3 separate regions of the Homo sapiens genome follow, and regions 1 and 3 are each linked to region 2. The links are chromatin contacts, found by Hi-C or POLR2A ChIA-PET in ENCODE. All regions are on one chromosome and are shown on one strand. The core of a region is the stretch at or near the end of the contact, and the rest is flanking DNA. Distances in the headings are between cores, read along the strand shown. Region 1 holds the start of ZNF536-AS1 (ZNF536 antisense RNA 1). Region 2 overlaps LINC01837 (long intergenic non-protein coding RNA 1837). Region 3 has its middle 22 kb from the start of ZNF536-AS1.

The links. Hi-C counts contacts between places; a loop is a spot of excess contacts on that map. ChIA-PET counts read pairs that join two places held with the same protein, here RNA polymerase II (POLR2A). Pooled maps may share reads with other maps.
Region 1: a map of gastrocnemius medialis shows a loop between it and region 2 (8-fold over the local background). The contact joins the promoter of ZNF536-AS1 here to the enhancer-like site in region 2. A Hi-C loop is called at or near these places in 6 of 168 maps with a recorded cell type or tissue (HepG2, IMR-90, K562 and 3 more) and 11 of 50 pooled maps.
Region 3: a map of A673 shows a loop between it and region 2 (5-fold over the local background). The contact joins two enhancer-like sites. A Hi-C loop is called at or near these places in 34 of 168 maps with a recorded cell type or tissue (A673, IMR-90, Right ventricle myocardium superior and 15 more), 2 of 37 single-sample maps with no recorded cell type and 33 of 50 pooled maps. POLR2A ChIA-PET finds 5 or more read pairs at or near these places in 1 of 52 experiments (OCI-LY7).

Annotation. Positions count from the first base shown.
Region 1 is chr19:30,668,918-30,671,617 of GRCh38, reverse strand. It overlaps ZNF536-AS1 (ZNF536 antisense RNA 1), which reads left to right and starts at 1,412. Exons shown (of 2, transcript XR_007067216.1): 1 at 1,412-2,700. It also overlaps a transcript of ZNF536 not described here.
Region 2 is chr19:32,040,269-32,042,968 of GRCh38, reverse strand. The region is part of intron 2 of LINC01837 (long intergenic non-protein coding RNA 1837); the gene reads left to right. All of the region lies in intron 3 of LINC01533 (long intergenic non-protein coding RNA 1533), which reads right to left. Among named protein-coding and RNA genes, the nearest start is that of LINC01533, 16 kb to the right of the region's middle. Within about 2 kb of position 1,253, at least 2 of the 41 ENCODE cell types and tissues checked have a DNase peak (open chromatin) inside an H3K27ac peak, as active enhancers do; they include ovary, where a contact is called at or near this core.
Region 3 is chr19:30,691,241-30,693,940 of GRCh38, reverse strand. It overlaps a transcript of ZNF536 not described here. Among named protein-coding and RNA genes, the nearest start is that of ZNF536-AS1, 22 kb to the right of the region's middle. RefSeq lists enhancers at 693-1,315, 1,316-1,940. Within about 2 kb of position 1,305, at least 4 of the 41 ENCODE cell types and tissues checked have a DNase peak (open chromatin) inside an H3K27ac peak, as active enhancers do; they include ovary, where a contact is called at or near this core.

The sequences.
Region 1 (2,700 bases), core at 163-2,662, 1.4 Mb after region 2:
CACCTCCCTCCAGTGAGGCTGTGCCCTCTCAGCACCTGGGGCCTCCACCCCTGCCCCGCTTCCCCTTCTCCTTCTCCCTCAGTTCTTCCTGCTCTGCACCCCTGAAGCCCCAGAGTCACTTGGATGAAGCCGCCATCATCTCTGCTGAGTTGACAAGGCCTCCGTGACCTGGCCACAGTCTCTCTCCAGGCCTGTCCCTGGTCACTGCTTCCACACCCTCTGCATTTGCTCTAGGACAGACCCTTCAGCTCCCCGGCTGGGCCAACCTTTCCAGTGATCATCACATGCTACTCCTTTGGCTGGGAAGCCCCCAACTATGTCACGGGCACCTAACAATTTCCTCCAGATTTCAGACTGGACACATGACCCCTTCCCCAATGTCAAGCCTGAACATGGGTCATTGATGATTTGCCTAAGGGCAACACCCATGCTGAGTTATACCCCCTAGGTACCTGTGGGCCTGCACCATGGCGATCCTCTGGCAGATAGGATAATGATGCATTCATCCTTGTTCCTCTAGGGCTTGTGGTGAGCCTCACATGCAGAAGCACGTGCGTGCATTGAGTGAACGGGAAAATGAAAGAATGATTGAATGAGAAAGAGAAGGGGAGGGGAGGAGTCTCAGGGGAAGCCTGAGGCTGGGCCCTAGGGATGGGCAGAATGGGGTGGGGAGAGGAGCCTGGATAGAGCAGCAGAATGTTCTTGGCCATGAAATGGGCAATCATTCATCCATTTGATAGAGTGGACAGAGTACCTTCTCTGTGCTCTCGCTGTTACAGCCTGGCAGGGATACAGCAGAGAGCCAGGCTCCCGGGCTGAAGGGATGGACCCGGGAATGGCTCCTGCCTTCAGAACCTGCCTGAAGGGCGTGGGCAACAGAGGCACCAAGGGGCCAGTCCGGAAAGGCGTCTCTGGGGAAGGAAGGCCTCTGTCTCTGTTCTCAGACTCCACGAGGAAGAGCCTGGGAAATGCCTCCCCCAACAAAACCAAATGAAACTCTCTTTGGACTTCGTAGTGAACAGTTCATTCCCCGAGACCCGTCTGCGGGGGAGCTCAGTGTCCAACCTGGCAAGGCCGAGAAGACAACGATGACAAGGACTATATTAACAGCCCGTGTTGAGTAGGTGCTTGCCATGGGCCGGGCATCCCACAGACAGCCTTCCTGGCATGGATTTTCTCATCTGATCTATAGGATCGTCCTACACAGGTGCAGTCATCGTGACCACGGATTTCACAGGCAGAACACCCAGCCCAAATGAATGCCACAGTTTTCCAAGGCCACTCAGCGAATGAGGGCAAAAGACGGGATTCGAACTCAGGCATGCTGATCCCAGTGCACTAAGCGAATGAGAAGCGGCGCAGGAGGGGAGGAGTCTCAGAGGAAGCCTGAGGCTGGGCCCTAGGGATGGGCGGGATGGGGAGGAGAGAGGAGCCTCAGGAATTCGTTCCCCCATTGCACTAAGCCTCCCACGTACCCCTCCTTCCGCCAGCTTCTGGCACCTAGCCACAAGACGCCATGCTGCGCCAGAGGCTAAGAAGCCCGTGAGTCCCGGGCCCGCCCTCTCCCACCTGGGCAGGATGAGGGGAAAGGGAAAAGCTGCTTTGGAGAGAGGCAGATGCAGGCGTGAGTCTGTGTGACTCTGGGCTCAGCTCTTTTGCCCACTTCGTTCTCTTCCCTCCTGTAGAAGCAGGAACAATCCAGTCCGCCCTAGTTCATAGAACTCCTCCAGCCTAGCACTCAGCAGACGCTCTATTCGTGCACATTGCCACAATGAATACGTCATTGAACAAAGCGGTTAACCTGAGGTCTTTTCTCCTTTAATTTTTTCCAACAATAGGAACAGTTTTTATTTCCATACTTGCTCCGAACACCCTGAGAGACAGCAAAATTGGGTGTTTGTCAGTTGGTGCCCTCTACCCCACGCAGCCCCCCTGCAAGCTTCTTTCAGGTTTTAGGGAAAGTGGAGCCTTGTCCTTCTGCGAGGATCGGGCGCCCTCTTGCGGCCATCTCGGGATTCCCGAAGTTCAGGTCCCCGCAGCAGGAGAGTGGGATTCTCCGGGGCTGAGGACAGGGAGGCCAAGGGACCCCTCCGCCTGCCTGCGGAAGTGGCCTGGCAGTCCCCTACTCTCCAGGAGCCTGTCCCTTCTTTCTTCATCAGGCTGGACACCGAGGCTGAGTCCCCGGGGAAGCTGACCACGGCCAGGCACCGCCTAAAGGGAGTGTGTGAGGGATGGGGGCCGCCCCTCCCGCAGGCACAGGACTCAGCCATCACAAATGCCAGTGGTCCTTGGAACACGTCTGCCCGGCTGAGCCTGCCAGATGCCCAGTTTAGGGAAGCGCGTGAGGAACAGAAATGGAGGAGACCCGACCAGACAAGAGGCAGTCTACCCAGCTGCAGGTCGTGTCATTTCCTCTCCAAAAACAGACAGGGAGCGCCAGCCGCCTGTGCATCGCCCCACTGTGGCATTGGGACAATTGCTCCTGCTGTCCCCTTCCCTCCAGGAATGATCTAGCTGGGCTCTAGGAAGCCTCCAGGACTGCCACATTCATAGTTCCAGGGGCAGGGGCCACCATGAGCACAATGCACCCAGGCGTGTGAGGGGGTCCCCCGACAACCCTTGCCCCCGCTGCCCACTCAGAGACCACCCTCGCTGAGCTGCTCCTCCGTGGCCTGGCCCTTCTAAACCTCTGGCTCCTTC
Region 2 (2,700 bases), core at 4-2,503:
GTGCAGCTAAGCCAAGCCAGGTATGAAAACGGTGCTCCCTTCCCCTTCTCAGACATCTTGTTTTTCTTTCTTGGACACACAGAGAAAGCTCCATTAAATATTGATAGTGTTTTGATACATTAAAATCGAGAACAAGTCAGAAATCTTATATACAATATACACAGATGTCATTTTTTTCTGGTTTCGCCATTTTTGACCAAAAGCGTCAATATTTTACAGGAATTTCTTTTCCCTTCAAAGCCTGCAAGAAGTCCACTTCTCACAGAATGCATGTCCAGTTGGTACTGAAACGGTTCCCCCCAACATGTCTGTGGAGATCGCGTTATTAATATTATTTGAAAAATCTACTTACCACTTGTGTTCAATTTAGCAAATTTGGAGCTTGAAAAAAACCCTCAAAATAATTTTCCTTCATCTGGCGGAGAGTAACATTGTTCATAATAAGTAAAAATAAATGTTTTGCCATTCTAAAAATAATTTAAATAAACTAGAATATATATTTCAAACAATATAGTTCATTTAAATTTATTTGAAAGACAAAAAAGGTAAAGAGAGAGAGAGAGAAAGAGAGAGGGAGAGATGGAGAGAGAGACCTCAGTTGCAGCTGTTCCAAAGAGTTCGGGTACAAATGTTCTTTCATTCCTTTGCATGATTTTGATAAAATTAGGTCAAAGAAATGTTCATTTGAAAACAGTGCTTTGTCATATTATCTACAACACATGTCTAGCAAATTTATGAATCCAGCATTCATCTGCGTGAAGTTTCAAATCCTAATGAATGGTTTAGACAGCATTGTCATCAATTTTCCGCAGGTGCAGCTGAGGCAATCAGTCAATTCAATCAAAAGCCTCCGTCAACTTGCGTGGCGCTGTCATTTTTTACATTCGGATTGCTGAAATTAACAAAAACGATCCTCCCTGAATGCCGTTACACTCCTCCCGCCTTTGGGTGGCGCTTTTGAGCAACGCTTTGCCGCTCGCCGTGCTGCAGGATCTCGCAGCATTTTTTTTTAACTTTATACTAACATAATATTTCTTTTGTGATATTATGGAGATAAAATTGCACTGTGTGTTTTAACACACATTACAACAACCTCTTAAGGCAAAAAAGTAAATTCATGCAAATGAGTTATAGAAAGTGAAAAAGATTTCTTGTTCGGTGCGGTGCGCGGTGGGACCCGGCGCTGGGAAACACTCCAATTGCCAGGTTCTGAACTTCCTCGTCCCTTCTCCTGTCAGGCTGTGCAATAGAGTGCAATGCGGGCTCTCAACTTTGGAACTGTTGCTTTAAGATTTAAGAACCAGGCCACCTGGTTGCCTTTATCTTGTGTTTCCTCTGGGTTTACCTTCCACTGCCTTCCAACAGTCTCTGGAAATCTCCGGAGTGGGCTTTACTGGTATCGGGAGAGGCACGTTTTATTGCAACCTGGGTGATGAGAATTCTCTTCCTATCACTGCAAGCTATTGAGCTCCTTCTCCTCAAACGGTTAACAGCAGCTTCAAACCCTGCCACTTACCTTAAAAGAGTTAAAGATCCTAAGAAAGAAAAGCTTTGGCTTTTTAACTCATTGAAAAATAAACTTGTTTCCAAAACTCTGTAGTCTAAGAAGGATTTCAGCAGTGCCAGTGAGGTAAAGAGAAAACTGCAAGAGACACTCTGCATATGGCAAAGATGAACACTCTGTCTTCTGTCTCCCAGGAACACTACCAGGTTCCTTCTAAATCTTTAGAATATATGGACAGACAGAAAGCACTTAGTATCAGTTTCTCCATGATGAATAGAGTTAACCTTTGTAGTTCGCCAAAAGTCAGTAAGTTTTTCTTTCCCATTTGTTTCAGTCCAACGATGAGTAGAAATGCAGGTAGGACCAGATAAACTCACATTGTCTTGGCCTTTTTGCTTAATGACAGCAGCCGACTGCTTACAGCAGCTGGCAAAAGAGAAGTGATAATATTAACTTATTTAAATAATCAGGTTACATGTAGTGACAGACGCACTCAAATTTATTAAAGTCGCTTGAAAAATATTTAGATGCTTTTCCTTTGCAGACATCATGAATGGTCAATTGCCCCAACATTTCTGAGGCCGTGTTAAAAAATACACTTGGTTTCTAGAAGAATGCAAATTCCAAGGAATATAATAAAAATGTTCTTTTAAACAACTAGCTATGTCACTTTGCAAATAGCTTTGATGTAGCATTCCTGCCTGCATAAAGTTGAAGCTACATCTGTGTCAGCCATACCTGAGTTTATGATACCTTCCCTGAGAGAGCAATTAGGGGCTGGTGAGGGCTGGAGTTCTAGCTAATATTTGAAACTACATGTGCGTCTGCAAGCTAAAGGGGAAAAAAGGGCTGTGATCATCTGTGAATAGAGAAAAGAATTCTAACAGCTCCTACCTTTTAGACACTTGATAAAAAATGCGGTTGGGGGGTGCCTGGAGAGTCTCAAGGGAGTGGCTTTTCCGCTGAGAAATGAAGACTGCCACATAGCCGCCAGCCGGGCTTGCTGTAGGAAGCTTACAATTCAGCTCTCTTCGGTGGAGTTTGAAGTTAAATGGTCCTGTCTGCTTCTTCTCTTGTTTGTGTCACTTGTTAAAGATCCCTTGAAATGCACCATTACAGTTTCTTCTTAGTTGATTACAACAGAACTAAACTAGTCATCTTGCATTTCAGCTATCCCTAATTTCTTATAAGGGCCC
Region 3 (2,700 bases), core at 56-2,555, 1.3 Mb after region 2:
AGCAGTCACATTCCATCAAAATTCAGTGAGGTTGTATTGTATTAATGTGAGTTTATGTGTGAGAAAGAATCGCACATCTCTCTTCCCATAAAGGAATCAGACACCCGCAATCCATACCCACAGTATATATCCATATAGATGGGCACACTGGATATATTTAAAATAGCTACTTTTTATCATGCCCAATTCAACAAATTGGTACTGTGAACAATAGAAAATTACAAAGTAAAAAGGAAAGATGGAAGCATAAACTTTTCAATGCTCAGCCCTCATCCTGGAGCGCCACTAATGTCACGTGGCAGACATAAATAAATAAAATAAAACACAGAAGAGAGGTGTCTTTCTTTTTTTTTTATGAAGTCACAAAGGAAATGAGCCTCCTTTCTTCTCTTCTCTCCCCCCACTATAAAAGGCTCTCTCTAAAATCAAAGGTGTCAGACTTTGCATATCCTCTTGCTGGCATAATCCAGAATATGGCTGAGGAATGACAGATGTCCGCACCCAGCTGCAATGAAGCATGTGAAAGTTTCCATCTAATCCACTTATTTCTCTGTAGTCACGTAAACCAAAACAAATGGGCAGGGCTTTACATCAGGGGGAGGGGGAAAAAAACCTCACAGCATCAGGACTGTATTGCATAATGCAGTCTACACGCCATCTTGGTATCATCCTTCCTTCAGCAGGGATAAGGGCACCTTGTGGTGTGATCCAGTGTGGACCCAAGAGGGTCAGCTCATGTATCCCTTTGTCCCATGCGAGATGAGGTTTCTCAAGGGAGAGAGAAGTTTAAAATGAGTGGGGGGTGTCCGAAGCACGGAGAGGCATAGGGACAAGCGACCATGTGCAAGCACACACTAGTAGCACCTCCACGCTGCACACGTATACACACACTCTCTCTCTCTCTCTCTCTCTCTCTCCCCCCCAGGTTTTGGAGCTGCTAAACTAAGATGATCAGCTTAATCACCAGGCACCATCGTTTTCAACTACTTGAATAAATCCAGAGGAATTATAAACGGAGCCCGTGTGTAATTAAAGTGAGGGTTGTTAGACTCTTCATTTAATAAAACACTTCAAAAGAAAAGCCCTTATAGGTTTAGCAATGCCACAGGGAGCAGAAGGGTAAGTAAGCGCTGTGGGCGTGCGAGGAGGCAGCTCTGCCTCTTCCTAGTGTGCAGCGTGGCCACCTTCTGAACCCTCTCCCCTTTAAATCTTGTAAGGAGCCAGCCAGGAGCCGGAGTCTTGGGGCTCTGTCACCGCCAGCAGTTGCAACAGCTGCGAAGCACTCTTTCAGCACAAGTCGCGAGAAAAGACGTGACGGATTTCGCCCATGGCAGAACGGCGTTCCGTTTCTGGCCCTTCAGGCAAAAACAGTAAAGGCAAAGAGGAAAATTTGAGATTTCCCCCCTTAAACTTCCCACAACAACCTCAGCAAAACCACATGACTTGCCTTCTACAATCTCCCTGGTGTGTTCGCTGCCTCTTTGGCAAAGAATCAGAATTACTGTTATATAAATTCCATCTGATGCCAGAGCGACCATCTGTGAGTAAAACTGCTTCACCTACGTCTGCCTGCAAAGCCACTCTCCCAGAGACAAGGGAGAAGGGGAAAAAAATTTGATTAATTTGCAGAATGCTTGTGATTTGCTCATATATTATTATAACTGCTCATCAGCACATGATGAATTCCCAGCCCTCGGTGCAGGCACCCGTTTGGTTTCAGCAGTTTCTTGCGTCGGCACCTGACAGACTGCAGGGTTTCTAATGACTTTCAGATGCTTACAAACAGTAATTCTATCTTCAGAATCAAAAAGAAAAATCCGTAGGAAGAAAAGAGGAGCAAGTTCGTCTATTTCATTTCCTTCCTGTATATCCACATGATTTAACTCTTAAGGGCAGCCTGGGATCCGAGAGGGGGCCTCCCAGGCCCGGCCATGACCGCCTGCAGAGACAAAGACCCCCGGTCTCTGGAGGGGAGGTGGAGGCCCGGGCAGAGGCTGCAGGCAGGGGTGATGCTAGGCATCACCACCCGGGTGCCCACCACTGCCACAGCGTGGCCCTTTCTCTCCCTCTGTGCTTCCGAATCCCTTTCATTTGTCCACTTTTAATACCCTAATAACCTCTCACGTTCTCTGCAAACACATCTGCCTCGTAACTGCAGTTGGATGTCTGGTTTCCCCCCTCCCCATTTTTTTTTCTTTGCTTTTAAAACTCTGATGATGCCTTCTGAAGCCCTGCCTCTGTGCTTGATTGCCTGTTTTAGATTAGAGATTTTAGCAAGGAGACAAAGACTTCACAATACACATCAGTCCCACATATGAGGGCCCACAGAAGGAAAAGCGATAAAACGCAATGCACCATCTGTCCACAAACAATAACCTGCATGTTGGGAGCCTCGCAAATTATTTAGCATACAACCTTCCCAAATTACAGAGCCTTGAAACGGAGCGGAGTCTGGGCGTGAGACCCCCTTTGATGTCCTTTTGGTATTCCCACCCCCTCACCCTCAGCCCCAATTTGATTAACAGTTGAGGAATGTCTCGGTGACAAGTTGATTTTTAGTATCCGGATCTTCCTGTTCCATCTGGCCTGGGATCCGAGCGGGGACGGGCTTGTCCCCTGGCCGCAGATCTCTGGAGACGACCGCCCTGATGCAAAGTCTGCCTCCTTTTTTCATGTGCATGTGGGGGGTGGGCCAGCGGA